Regions from separate parts of the Homo sapiens genome. Here region 2 is linked to region 1. The links are chromatin contacts, found by Hi-C in ENCODE. All regions are on one chromosome and are shown on one strand. The core of a region is the stretch at or near the end of the contact, and the rest is flanking DNA. Distances in the headings are between cores, read along the strand shown. Region 1 holds the start of EPCART (ERG-positive prostate cancer associated androgen responsive transcript). Region 2 has its middle 140 kb from the start of PPP1R1C.

The links. A loop is a pair of places that touch in the nucleus more often than their neighbours do. Pooled maps may share reads with other maps.
Region 2: a map of endothelial cell of umbilical vein shows a loop between it and region 1 (10-fold over the local background). The contact joins the enhancer-like site here to the promoter of EPCART in region 1. A Hi-C loop is called at or near these places in 4 of 168 maps with a recorded cell type or tissue (IMR-90, PC-9, chondrocyte and 1 more) and 3 of 50 pooled maps.

What each region holds. Positions count from the first base shown.
Region 1 is chr2:180,122,631-180,130,375 of GRCh38, reverse strand. It overlaps EPCART (ERG-positive prostate cancer associated androgen responsive transcript), which reads left to right and starts at 5,182. Exons shown (of 4, transcript XR_923634.3): 1 at 5,182-5,696; 2 at 6,948-7,043.
Region 2 is chr2:182,127,413-182,134,276 of GRCh38, reverse strand. It overlaps a transcript of PPP1R1C not described here. Among named protein-coding and RNA genes, the nearest start is that of PPP1R1C, 140 kb to the right of the region's middle. Within about 2 kb of position 1,501, at least 2 of the 41 ENCODE cell types and tissues checked have a DNase peak (open chromatin) inside an H3K27ac peak, as active enhancers do; they include endothelial cell of umbilical vein, where a contact is called at or near this core.

The DNA.
Region 1 (7,745 bases), core at 3,933-6,432:
AAATGCTCTAAATTCTGAAACTGTTAAAGCACTGACATACTTAAAGGTCATACTCAAAGGAAAAGCTTACTGGAGCATTTCAGATTTCATACATTCGGATTAGAGATACTCAACAAATAAGTATATGCAAACACAGCAAACCTCATACTATTGCACTTTGCTTTATTGTGCTTTGCAAATATTGCATTTTTTAAAAAATTGAAAGTTTGTGGCAACCCTGTGTCTAGCAAGTCTACAGGTGCCATTTTTCCAACAGCATGTGCTCACTTCATGCATCTCTGTGTCACATTTTGGTAATCCTTACCATATTTCAAAATTTTCATTATTGTTATATCTGTTATGGTGATCTGTGACCAGAGATCTCTGATGTTACTATTGTAATTGCCTTGGGGCTCCAAGAATCATGCCTGTATAAGACAGCAAACTTAATAAATAAATGTTGTGTTCTGACGGATCCACTGACCTGACCGCCATTCCCCTATCTCTCCCCCTCTCCTCAGGATTTCCTTTCCCTAAAACACAACAATATTAAAACTAGACCAATGAATAATCCTAAAATGGCATCTAAATTTTCAAGTAAAAGGAAGAGTCATATGTCTCTCACTTTAAATAGAAAGCTAGAAATGGTTAAACTTAGTGAGAAAGGTGTGTCTAAAACTGAGATGGGCCAAAAGCCAGACCTCTTGTGTCAAACAGTTAACCAAGTTGTGAATGCAAAGGAAAAGTTCTGGAAGGAAATTAAAAGTGTCACTCCAGTGAACACACAAACGATAAGAAAGCAAAACAGCCCTATTGCTGATACGGAGAAAGTTGTGGTCTGGATAGAAGATCAAAATAATCACAACATTCCCTTAAGCTGAAACCTAATCCACAGCAAGGCCCTATTTCTCTTCAATTCTACAAAGGCTGAAAGAGGTGACAAAACTACAGAAAAAAAGTTTGAAGCTAGGAGAGTTTGGTTCATGAGGTTGAAGGAAAGAAACAATCTTCATTACATAAAAGTGCAAGGTGAAGCAGCAAGTGCTGATGTAGAAGCTGCAGCAAGTTATCCAGAAGATCTAGCTAAGATTATTGATAAAAGTGGCTACACTAAACAACAGATTTTCAATGCAGATGAAACAGCCATCTATTGGAAGAAGATGCCATCTAGGACTTTCATTACAAAGAGGAGAAATCAATACCTGGCTTCAAAGTTACAAAGAATAGGCTGACTCTCTTATTACATGCTAATGCAGCTAGTGACTTTAAGTTGAAGTCGATGCTCCTTTACCATTCCGAAAATACTAGGGCCCTTAAGGATTATGCTAAGTCTACTCTGCCTGTGCTCTGCAAATGGAACAATAAAGCCTGGATGACAGCACATCTGTTTATGGCATGATTTCCTGAATATTTAAGTGCTACTGTCAAGAGCTACTGCTTAGAGGAAAAAAAGATTCCTTTCAAAGTATTACTGCTCATTGACAATGCACTTGGTCACCCAAAAGCTCTGATGGAGATGTACAAAGATATTAATGTTGTTTTCATGCCTAATACAACATTCATTCTGTAGCCCATGAATCAAAGAATAATCTTAACTTTCAAGTCTTATTATTTAAGAAATACATTTTTTGTAAGACTAAAGCTGACATAGTGGATTCCTCTGAAGGATCTGGGCAAAGCAAACTGAAAACTTTCTGGAAAGGATTCACCATTCTAGTGTCATTAAGAACATTTGTGATTCATGGGAGAAGTGAAAATATCAACATTCACAGTTTAGAAGTGGATTCCAATCCTCACAGATGACTTTGAGAGGTTCAAGTCTTTAGTGGAGGAAGTGCACACGTGGCAGAAATAGCAAGAGAACTAGAATTATAAGTGGAGCCTAAATATATGACTGAATTACCACAATCTAATGAAAAAACTTTAAAAGATGGGGAATTGTTTCTTATAGATGAACAAAGAAAGTGGTTTGCTAGGATGGTATTTACTCTTAGTGCAGATACTGTGAACATTGGTGAAATGAAAACAGAGGATTTAGAATATTATGTAAATTTAGTTGATGAAGAAGTGGCAGAGTTTAAGAGGAATGGCTATAATTTTGAAAAGTTTTTTCTGTGGATAAAATGCTATCAAGGAACATCAAATACCACAGAGAAATCTTTGGTGAAAGGAAGAATCCAGCAACGTGGCAAACCTTATCGTCTCATTTTTTAAAATTGCTGCAGCCACCCCAGCCTTCAGCAGCCACCACACTGATCAGTCAGCAGCCATCAACATCCAGGCAAGACTCTACCAGTAAAAGAATTACAACTCACTAATTTCAGATGACTGTTAGCATTTCTTAACAATATTTTTAAATTAAGATGTGTACATTTAAAGAAATGCTATTGTACACTTAATAGACTACATTATAGTGTAAACATAACTTTTACATGTGCTTAGAAACCAAAAAATCAGTGTGACTCGCTTTATTGCAGTATTTGATTTATTGCAGTGGTCTGGAACTGAACCTGCAATATCTCCAAGGTATGCCTGTATTCAAAATACAAAATCCAAAACAATTCTCCTCTTCCAAGCATTTCAAATAAGGAGTACTCAACCTGTAGTGCCATTGGAATTGAGGTTTACCAATTAAAGGACAAACTAGATCCAATGTAAAATAAGTTCCTCAAACTCTTTGCTAATCTCCAACAGACAGAAGTGCTTAACGTTTGTTAGGGAGACTGTGTGTGCAATTTTAAATCTAAACTAAATCTAAACTGTAATTTCAAAAGTTTGCCCCTTCCTAATTATTATTTCTCCATATGTAGGAGATTGCCTAAATTATTTATAGGTCATGCTGCCTTAGAGATATCTATAGTAATGAAATAAATCCTCAGAATCCAAGAAACCTTTGTCTGGTACACAAGACGCCTTAGTAGTCTATACCTTTTTTTAATTCTCCAAACTGCCCATAAGTCAATGAGTTTGGAAACCAAAAAATCAGTGTGACTTGCTTAGGAAAAGAATCACTTAGGAAAAAAATCACTTGAAAAAAGAGCATTGATCCTCTAAATGAACCAATTTCAAATTTCTATAGTTTTGGCCCTGACATATCCTTAAGTCAAAATGGAAAAGAAATCTGATTCCCTATTCTTTAATTCACTTTCCTTTTTTTCCAGCCTGTTCCACTTTTTCCTTGGGCTCCCTTTTCCCAAAGCTCCCAATTTTCTCACCTAGTCTTTATTCACAGACAATGACTTAATCAACTTTTGTGGGATTAAGGACCTAACAAATTATTTCTTTTAGTACCATTTACATTTCCTAAGTGGTACACCTAGAGAAGGATTAATAAGGTATCACCGAAAGCTTCTGGAGATGGTTTCTAGATGCCCCTTGGTGCAAAGAATTAAGCCTATACTTCTATACTAAGTTGAAGTATATTTCATACTTCACATGTCACAATTATATTTCCCTCCAGCTTTCATTCTACCTATTATTAAGAATTTTACATGGAAACATATAGGATTTTCCAGGATAAAGAAAATCTTTTACAAAGAGTTTCATGAAACTCACTTTGTTCCATACAAAAGGAGTTTTGGTTATAGACCAATATCCAACTCTAGTGAGTAGTTCTACAGTTTTTCAAGCAATTATGATAGAATGTTTTCATTCTCTCTAGTCAGTGTGAGCTCCTAAGATTAAATTCACAGCTTTTCATCAAGGCTGATGTAACTTTCTTACTATCATATCCTTTAAAATAAGGACTGTAGCCTGAGGGTACCTAAGAACATGTGGCAGAAGGCAAAAACAGAAGGTTTTTACAGTTTAGAATATTTTAAACTCAGAATATTGACTATATATTTTTGGTCAGAATTTTTCTTTTAAGTAGCAGTAATATGCCCATTTTGTAGCCACAGTTTTAAATTTTCAGTCTTCACCCCTCCAAAACAAAACAAAACACAAAACAGAACAACAAGTGAGAAGGAGGAGGGGGAAAGAGAGAAGGAGGTGGTGTGGGGTGGAGAGGAGATGATGCCCCCTTCTGTCATACAACAAAATCCATTTCGAATATCGAAACTTGCCAAGATCAAAACTGGCCAAAACAACAAACTCCACTGTTGAAATTGACAGTACGGTATAAGACAATAACCCAGGTTTCTCAATTGAAATAACTTTGCCACAAATTTCATCTCAACGTCTTTAATATCATGGTTCCCAGCCCTTCATGCTCATTAGTATCCCCTGGGAAGATTTAAAGCTGTACTGATGCCCTAAAACCATTCTCCTGATTCTGATGTGGTTGGTCTAGGGTGCAGCCTGGGCATCAGGAGATTTAAAAGCTCCCAGGGAATTGTATGTGCAGGTACTCAGTGTTTATCAAAAGACAGAAGACACAGCTATTCCAGACACCTGTTTGAACTGATTGATGGCAACCCAGCTTCATTAGATGTCTACCTAGTGTTGAATCTTTGTAGCATCCCCCACATTTGTTCCGTGAAACAGGGACAATAGGAGATCACAGTCTTACATAGCTCTCTGACCCATTAATCAACGGGTTGTTCCTCTCTGGTTCTCTCTGTGGGTTCTGACTCATGCTGCAGTAGAGAAAAAAGACAAACAGCCTAGCCAATAAACGACCGCTGCTACGCGATCTCCTTTGACTACAGTAAAGGGCCAGAAACTGCCTTTGGGAGTGCAGAGACAGTGTAGGAACGATGCTGCCATCTGGCTGCCTTCCTGGGCATCTCTTTAAAAAAAAAAAAAAAAAAAAAGTGAGTTACTAATCATACTCTCCTACATTTACACATTAGATACAGGCTTCACTATTCCTTTGCAGTGAGGACTCCTCAGTGACAGGCAGAACCCAAAGGGAGAGCAAAGCAGCCCAAGGGGAGCAGAGCAACCCAAAGGGAAAGCAGAGTAGGCCAAGTAGAACAAATGCTCGCCTTAAACTTTTTTTTCCTTTTTGAGACAGGGTCTCACTCTGTTGCCTAGGGTGGAATGCAGTGGCGCCATCTTGGCTCACTGCAGCCTCAACCTCCCGGGCCCAACGGATTCTCCTACCTCAGCCTTCTGAGTAGCTTGGGACAGCCGTGCACCACCACGCCCAGCTAATTTTTTGTTTGTTTGTTTTTGTACAGACAGGGTTTCAGCATGCTGCCCAGGCTGGTCTTGAACTCCTGGGCTCAAGTGATCCACCTGACTCAGCCTCCCAAAGTGCTGGGATTAAAGGGGTGAGCCACTGTACCTGGCAACACCTTTAAAAATTTCTTCACCCACCTATCCACCTTTAAAGTTGTTCTTTGAGGGCTTTCAGGAATGAGGTTAATCCAAATAGGATAAGGCAGTTTTGTTCCCAGGAAGTATTTAACACACTGGTTCTCAACTTTCCTACACATTAGAATCACCTCGGGGAGGTTTGTGAAAATGCAGATTGCTGGTCTCCACTCCCATCCAATTCAGTAGGTCCGAGCTGAAGTCTGAGAATTTGCAATTGTAACAACCTCCCAGATGACACTGCTGGTCTGGGAAATCACACTTTGAAAACCACTGAACAAATTGTCAAAAAATAATTGCTGACAGTCAGTAATGTAATAAATCCATTAGCCCCCTCCAGCCAAGGAGGGAAGACTGGGTAAAGAAGCCATAGACGGTGGCAGTGACCGGGGTCAAAAGATGTTGCCACTATGGGGTTGTTCCTAGGTATCTATGGAGTAGCATACCAAAAAGGCCAGGTAAGAAGAAGTGGTATGGATGAGGATTAGACGAAAAATGCCTCTTCATTGTTTTGCCTGGGCTCCTCAGAGACTTGTGGGAAATATTGCATCGTCTCTTAACTAAATATTAAATCATCCCTGTGCATCTAATTTAGTGGGGGGCAGACCTGTTTCACAAGCCAAAATAACAGGCTGCAATAACTGAGGATTTTATATATACCCTGACCAAAGAAGTTTGCATTCTCATAGCACCATCTAGTGGAAATTTGGGGATTTTTGTTTTACATCGAACAGCCTAAAATGGAGATAGTTTATGTTATTATGACAGGGAGAGAAGACTGCACGATTTGCTAATTGAGGTGCAATACAGACAAGTAAACAAAAACAGGAAAAATGTGGCTTATGTGAAAGACATTTTTTAACCATATACAACATGTTCTATAAAAACAGAGCAAAGCCGTTAGCTGAGGAACTTGTGTGCACAAAGAAATATGTACAAATAGCTTTTCCAGAACAGTCTAGTAAAAATATGTAGTAAAAGTGGGAAGATTATGTTATATAGAAATATATGTTTATGTGCTGTGTTTATATGCCACAGCCTCAAACCTTCTTATAACTTATTAACAATTATATGAAAATATAGGAACAAAGCTCATGTTCTGTATGAATACAACAGGATTCAAATAACCACATACATTACAAAGAGTTGAATAAATTGAATTCTCTATTTTCTACTGTATAGTCAAGGAAGAGACAGAGTAAGGAGGAAAACAGTTGTCAAATCTGCTGGTGGTTCTGAGAAGGGATCAGAGAGGTAAAAATGCAAGGTGTTAAAAATCTGTTTTACTGGCCCACAAAATGTTGTTTGCAAAACTCTGTTCTAGATGAGCTGATAGTTTAAGGGTAACTGTTTCACTAAATGGTTTGAACTCAATGGATATTAATCAGAAGCAATTTTCTTTTTCTAATCATATGATTGGTCAACTTCTGCTTTCTTGCCCCTGAATGATATCTCAGGCAGATTCCATTGATAATTGATCATTGTCATAGTTCATATAAATCATGTAATTTTACCTAGCTCAGCTTGTAAAACAGGCGCCCCAAAGGGGTCTGGCCTGCCCCTCCTCCCGACTCCAAAACCATGAAGCCAATCTGGTTGCACAAAACCTCTTCTTTCTCCACATCAAGATCTAGCTTCTTTAATGACTTGAGGTGGGATCAGAGGAGAAGAAACAAAATAGTCTCTTCACCCAATTCTTTTTGTTGCAGAATTTTCTGTTGGGTATTGCTGCTCATCTAGAAAACACCAGCTACCAATAGATGTCCTCTCTGTGCCGAAATACTGCTTACCTCAGGGGATATTGGGTAAGTTCAGAAGGCCCTGAAGAGTCTCCCTGACATGGTAAATCCAACTCTAGCCAGTCTTTCCTACCCCTTTACAGCTTCCCCCATTAACCTCTTCCCACTGGAGTATCTACAGCCTGTAAATAGGACTCAGGTGGAAGTACTGCTAAGATGACTCAGGTTCAGCTACTTTTCCCCATATCCACGCAGCCTTTGGGAGATTTGTACATTCTTGTCACTCCAAAGCCAGAATCTTCTCTGTTCCATGGCAACCACCTTCTTTGTTTCTCTCCACAGGCTGCTTCTCCCTGACTCAGCGTCTGATTAAGGAAATAGCCAGTTGGGAAATAAGATACTGATTCCCTTCTTTTAGTGCCACCCACAATCTCATAAGGGAGGAGTATGAGGCTTCTCACCCCATAAGCACTTCATGTGGAGGACTTTGGGCTCCTTTCTCCTCCCAATTGTCCCTCTATAGCTTCCCTTCTGCTAGCCCAAATCTGCCTAGTTGTATTAATCATGATCCAAGAGAGAAAAAAGAAACCTTGGATTGATGGCAGCAGAAAGCCACTGCCACCTTCACCTGGAGGGACCCACAGGTCCAGGGTCCAGGGCCCAGGGCTACTTGGTGGAAGCTAGGCCACAGGTAGGCCTGAGTGGTGGGGATGGGAACTGGGGCTGCAGAGAGGATGGAGTTACCATCATCTGAGGCATAGTGAGAGT
Region 2 (6,864 bases), core at 252-2,751, 2.0 Mb before region 1:
TGGGCCTGAAGCAAAGCTAATGCTGGTAGACTGGGGATCTCACTTTGAGAGCCACTGGCCAGCAGGTAAAGCTTAAACTCCTTAGCATAATTTTCAAAGCCCCTCACAGCCTAACCCAGCCCATTTTCAGTCTAGCCTTCATTACAGTATTCACTGTTCCTGATGCCTTTGCACTGAGTGCCTCTTCTACCTGAGTCTTGCTGCTCCCTTTGTCATCTTTACCTGTCCCTGTCCCTTCTTCCTCTAAGGATCTGTGCATTTGCCTGCTCTCTTGCAAAGCCTCTTCTCATTCCTCTAACCAGAACTCCATCTCCTCTTTGGATGAACACTGATCTGCTATCCCTCTGTGCGAAAGAATTGCAGCTCTCTGTCATACACTTGCTGCTAGATTTTTAGGGAAAAAAGCACTGAGTTTTACACACTGTAAATGTTCAGTAAATATTTGTGGAATAAATGGATGTGAATAAATGAATGAAGGCAGGAAGGAAAAGTGTATTATTATTTGTCCTGCTTGGTATGTGATTGAGTCAGTCCTTTTCAGATAACATCTCCAGTTAATTTAGTCAAAATAAGACCCACTTTTCAAGCACTTTAGATCTGCAAAATCCCAAAAGCCATTTATGTTTTTTTTCTCAGAGCAGACAAATGGGGAGTGCATCAATTCTTAATAGCATACTAAAAGCAAACCTGAATTATGTGAGAGAAACAGTAAGATCTCTTCATCTCTCTCTTGTCTGTATGCTTGGGGAGTTGGGTCTGCTGGTGTAGAGATATGTTCATAACAGCAAATCCTAAACTTTGCTAAGAAGAAAAGTTCACATTTCCTAGTTGATTTCCTACAGCCTTGACGATTAATAATGGGAACCATACAGGATTTAGAACAATAATGACTAATTCTTAGTCATTGGTGGTTGGTAGCTGCTAACTGTAACATTTTCTAATCTGAAGACATTTCTTAACCATTAATACTTTGATAGAATGGTAAAATAATGACAAAGAATATTTAAAGGGTCCAGACAGTATCTGACCCATTTTTTGGCCCTTGATGAACAGAAAATAATATTATTTTGTATTTATCCAGATACCATTAAATTTGTTACATTTTATGTGGAAGACTTGAGGCAAGAAATATCTCACCCAAGATAGCTCATGAAATTTGGCCTTCAGTTCAATTTTGGACTTCACTTTGTCACTTACCAGTGCTGTGGTCTTGGACAAGCCTAAATTTTTTCATCTATAAAATGGAAATAATTAAAGTGCCTATCTAATAGGTACTTTTGGAATGATTAAGTGAAATGTTCTATACAAGGTGCTGAGAATATCACCTGACACATAGAAAAACAGAAATAATATGAGCTATACAAATAAAAACCTACCTAGAGCTTCACCCCTTTCTTTTAAAATTAATTGATATTTACAGTTTCAAGAGCATAGCATGGCTTTAACTTTAGTAGCAATATCTTAAAAGTCCACATGATGGAGAGGTTGCTCCATGCAGAGTAGACCAGCCATTCCATAGTAAAGATTATATTATCATTAATTTACCACTTATGTCCTTGCTTGAGAGGAAGGCTAAATTATACATATATATTAATTAGATACAGAGAGAGATTAATATATAGATTTATATATATATGTGTAGGTAGATATGTTGATTTGTTCACTGGTTGCTATATCATGTAGATATTCTATTTGGGGGAACAATTTTAATGCAAATATTAAACAGAAAAATATCAACATAAAGATAAAATAACAGTAACCTTTGTATTTCCTAGACAGCTCGTTAAATAAAAAATATCTTCAGACATCCAGGTGCACTGAGAAGCAACAATAGCAATTTCTCAAAGAGGAAAACTATGTACACATACACATACACACACACACACAAACACACACACACACACACACACAGCAGCAAACTCCCCCAATTTCATGGACTCCTCATTAGCAAAACAAGCTTTCTGCAGAGGAAATGAAAAAGGAAGGGACTTTTCATAAGTGGAAACTGTCCATGTGAGAGGAACAGACTCATTCAACAAGCATGGTAAGTCAGCTGCAGTCTAAAAGTCGAGTGTGTCAACACTGAAATCACCATCAAACCTTTCCTCAGACAGAAATGGGGGCAAAAGGAAAATAGCCATGGTGCAAAAGACGCGTTCATGTGGAAATGACTTAGCAGCAGTGGACAGGAAGCTGCTAAGAATAAGTTGTGTGGCCAGAGAGGGAGAGGGAAGGAGCTGGCCTTGCCCTCCCTCGGGTCCTCTCCCTCTGGCTATCTTTCTCTTTTCACCGGAGGCACCCTTTGTGAGGACCTCCTCACCTCTGTTACTGTGTCCAGTTTACTCTGGATGTCCTCCTCTGTTCTCACCTGGCTTCTCCCTAACAGACAAGAATATGGAAATTATAACTTTGGGAGGTATTTGTTTAGTAAAGTGTTTTTCTGTTTTTGTTTTGTTTTGTTTTGAGATGGAGTCTCGCTCTGTCACCCAGGCTGGAGTGCAGTGGCGCGATATCGGCTCACTGCAACCTCCAACTCCAGGGACAGTGACTGCAACCTCCAGCTCTGCCAGGGACAGTCACCCCAGGATCTCCAGCTTCCCTAGGCCCTGCTAGCCACCCTGGGGACTAATAATTCTCCTGCCTCAGCCTCCTGAGTAGCTGGGACTAAAGGCACATGCCACCATGCCCGGCTAATTTTTGTGTTTTTAGTAGAGACAGGGTTTCACCATGTGGCCAGGCTATTCTCAAACACCTGACCTCAAGTGATCTGCCAGCCTTGGCCTCACAAAGTGCTGGGATTACAGGCTTGAGCCACTGCACCTGGCCCTTTAGTAAAGTTTTATTTCTCTGTGCTTAATTTAATAGAAATCAGGTTAAATTTCTTCTCTATCTTTCCTTTAGAAACCTTCTTTTTTATTTCCATACAGCAAAACATTTTATGAATATACATATATACATATTTAGTGTACATTTTATATATATGTGTATATATACATATTTTGCATACACATACATGTGTATATAGAAATGTATACAAGCACATATATAAATTATAGACACAAACACACACACACACTGCTCAATAGAAAAAAAATTTAACTCCACATTGCACAATGAAAGAAAACAAGGAGATTAATTTTGGCAACTGTATTTTCCCCAGAATATTGCATTAAATTATCTTCTACAGATATAGTTGTGGGTGTTTATGATGACAATGTCTATTTTTTAACACTGTTCTGCCAATACGACAAAAAACTTACTTTGAAAAATCTTATTTAGGTACTAACCAGTTCCAATTAACTCCTTCCTATATATTCCATTTATTCTGACAATAAAAGTGTGTAGCTCGAGCTTGTTATCATAGGCAAGTCCAGGATTTAGTAGTATCATTCCTGTCTTAGAATTGACCTTCATGTCATTTTAATTTTTAAACTATTGGGTGTTCTCAAAAGCAAATAAAGGACCAATGTAATATTTAAAACACTTGACAAATGTAACAAACAAGTGACAAATTCAAAACAGAAAAATCTATGTTTCATTAGGGTAAAAGAAGAGAGCAACATATAATTAGTCTGCTTAGGAAAACACATCCACAGAATATATGCTGCAGGAGAAATGTAACAGGAGACTCACTCATCTACTGCAAGGCTTTGAAAAATGTTGGTATCTGTAAACAATAAAGAAAGAAAAGATATTCTTCTCTAATTATTAAAGAGATGTTCAACCATCTGCAAACTATTTTTTTAAGTTCTTGTTGTTCCCTTCCTTTGATTCATGCAAAGCCATGTTGTACCTTTGCTACTTTTGAGAATAATGGGACTTTGAAGTCAATTAAACTCATTCCTCAGCTTGAAGGGAGCAGCAGGTAGAATGTTGTCTTTGGCTCCTCATTAAGTAGTATATTGTTCCTTTCAATGATCTAATATCTACAGCATAATCCACAATTCCGCAGGTAGGTCTGGGTGATTATGCTTTTTCATATTTTATTTCTTTGGCAATACAAAGTCTAAGAGTAGGAAGTAAAAGTTAGTACTTAAATCCTGGGGCAAGTAGGGAGGATAATAATAATGAACAATTTGTGAAATTATTTTTATTTTTATTTTGCAACTTATGAGAAATCAAGAAAGGGAAACAAATTAAAGATTGATGCCTTGTTCTTTAAGAAAAGGTTATACCTAAGATTGTCATAAACTCAGCAATTCTCTCATTTTACATGATAAAGGTTATTTTTAAAATATAGATTTAGACATAGGAAACATTTTTAAATGAACCATGTACTTTTTTTATTAAAGTTTCAAATTTACTTCTTTTATTTCTTATAAGTCATCTTAGTTTGAAGTCAATGCCCAAGAATTAAAGTAGAACTCAGGGTTTTCTTCCCAGCTTAGCCTCATTAGCAAAAGTATCTGCCTATGCTTTATGTCTGAATTGGAGGAAGTTTAGCTCTAAGTCAATATATAAGACAGTATAAGAAAGAATAAAAGTCTATGGCTCCTAAGGAGGATAGGCTTTTTTATTCTAAAATCTATCACAACTCAAACAGGTCAGAAGCTAGTTAGTGGAAGCGTTTGTTGGATTATTGGTTCATTTGGGGACACTTATTTTCTTTGGACTCTAGTTTTCTTATCTATAACATAAATCCTACCTGTCATACATAATTAATGTGATTATTAACAGAAATATAGGTGAAGCCACTTAATTAATTATAAATAATTGAATAAATCTTTACTAGCAGGATGGCAATAACAATAAAATAGCCTTTTTATTTTTATAAGTCTGCTGCATAATTCAGTAGTTGGCAGGTAGTAGACTATCAGTAAAATCTGTGGAACTAAATTAAATCAAGACCAATGGAATTTGAAAAAGAAACAAGGCAATAAATAAACACAGTGGAATTTGAAAAAGAAACAAAAAAATGTTTTTGAAAGACTCCCTGTTGTAAGAGAAGGCTCAGATTCCAGAATTAGAAAAACTAAAAATGAATCACTTAAAATGTACCTAAACTCAAGATCCCTTTTTTAGTTGTAGAGAGGAATAAACTAAAACCAAAGGGAAGGACTTGGCAAATGGTGTAATAAAAATTATTAGAAAAAAGCAATAAGTGAAGAAACAGCTTCTGAAAAACATGTCAATACTTATGTATAAAATATCTAAAGTGCTTCAGGAGGTAATCCAGTAGAAAGCAACGTGGCATCATGATGGAATCGGAGGTGGTGTTTGTTTTGTGTTGGGATTTTTCCAAGCTCGAGTAGAAGCACAGCACTAACAAGTCAACTTCTGGTTGTTATCAACTCATTTTGCACCTGGAGGAGAAAAAGAAAATACTTCAGAACACAGTGGAAACTTTCCAGAGGATTTAATACCATGTCATGTAAATCTCTGTAAAGGGAAAAATCTGGTATGCAGCACTTAGTAGCAACAAAGCTTGTATGCTAGGATAGAGTCAATTATCCAATTAGTGATTTGTAAGAGGAAAGTTTTCCTGGAAGAACTTCTAAATTTTAAAAACAAACAACAAGCAAAAAAACTGATCGTCACTATTTAGGTCATTTTCTAAAGGGAAGTTTTAAAAGACAAAAATCAACTGGTTACAATGCTCATTTTATTACATACATACATGCATATATACATACGTACATACATATGCATATGTGTGTTCATGCATTTCTAACTCAAGCAATTTTATTCCGTTGGCTGTCATACAAGCACACAGATATCATTTCTCTTCTGAGCCCATATTCTCATAATACTGCTGCTTTCTGTCTATTCTCATCTCTTCTTTTTTCCTTTACAACTTGCCTGCAGTTCTTGAAAGAAAATTAGAAAGGAGAAACAGATCTTAGAGTCAGAGGGGCCCTGACAAGATTCTCTGATCTTCTATTATATAATTCTCCACGTTTTACCGAGCAGAAAACTCAGTTCTAGAGTGGTTAAGGGACTTGCCCAATGTCACACAGCTTTGATAAAAAGGAGACGCTACCTTTTGCAATATTACCATTTTATTTCCTTCCAGAAACTTATCATTATCAGAAATGATTTCATTACTTTATTAGTTTACATGTATTTGACTGCCTTCAAACACTAAAATATACACCCATGAGTTTAAGGACTCTCACTTCTTATTAATACCTAGAATCAGCAGCACTTAAACAATGTTTAGCATGTCATAGGTATTCCTACATATTTATTGAATAATGAACTAGAATTTTGGTCTTGTGTTTGTAAAGGATACCTTTTAAAACTTCACCAAATAATCCTATGAAAAACAGCACAGAACAGTTAATAATATCTGACTGGTTCTATCCAGCCCGTATTACCTAATATATGCATTTTTAATTGGCAAAAATGTCTACAGAATGTTAATATTTTTAACTCCTTGACAAATATGAATAGTCTGTGGTTCATTTAAATGCCTTAAGGAAGAAGAAAATCCCAAAACTCTGTTCACTTGGGAATCAGATACTGCTGAACGTTCAACAAATACCTATGCTGACTTTCACTATGAGAACCCTAATTTAGCTGGGATGTGGCAAGGCACCTGGTTAAAAATATTTACTTTCTCCAACACTGTTGCATCAAGGGATAGTCCGGTGACACAGTTCTGGCCTACGAGACATTAGTTCAAGATTTCTAAAAAAGTTTTGCTTCTTTGTTATTGGTTCTTCCCCTTTTCTTCCCACTGTTCTTTCTACTTGGACCGACCAGATGCTTGGAGCAGCAGCTTGGTTGAGATGTGAGTTTACAACTCTGAGAATGTTGAGAAAAATGAAAATTGCCTGTTGCTTGTTGGTGTCTTGATTCACTATTCCAGTCCTAGACATTTTATTACTTGACATAAACATATCTCTACACCGTTGTTTGCTG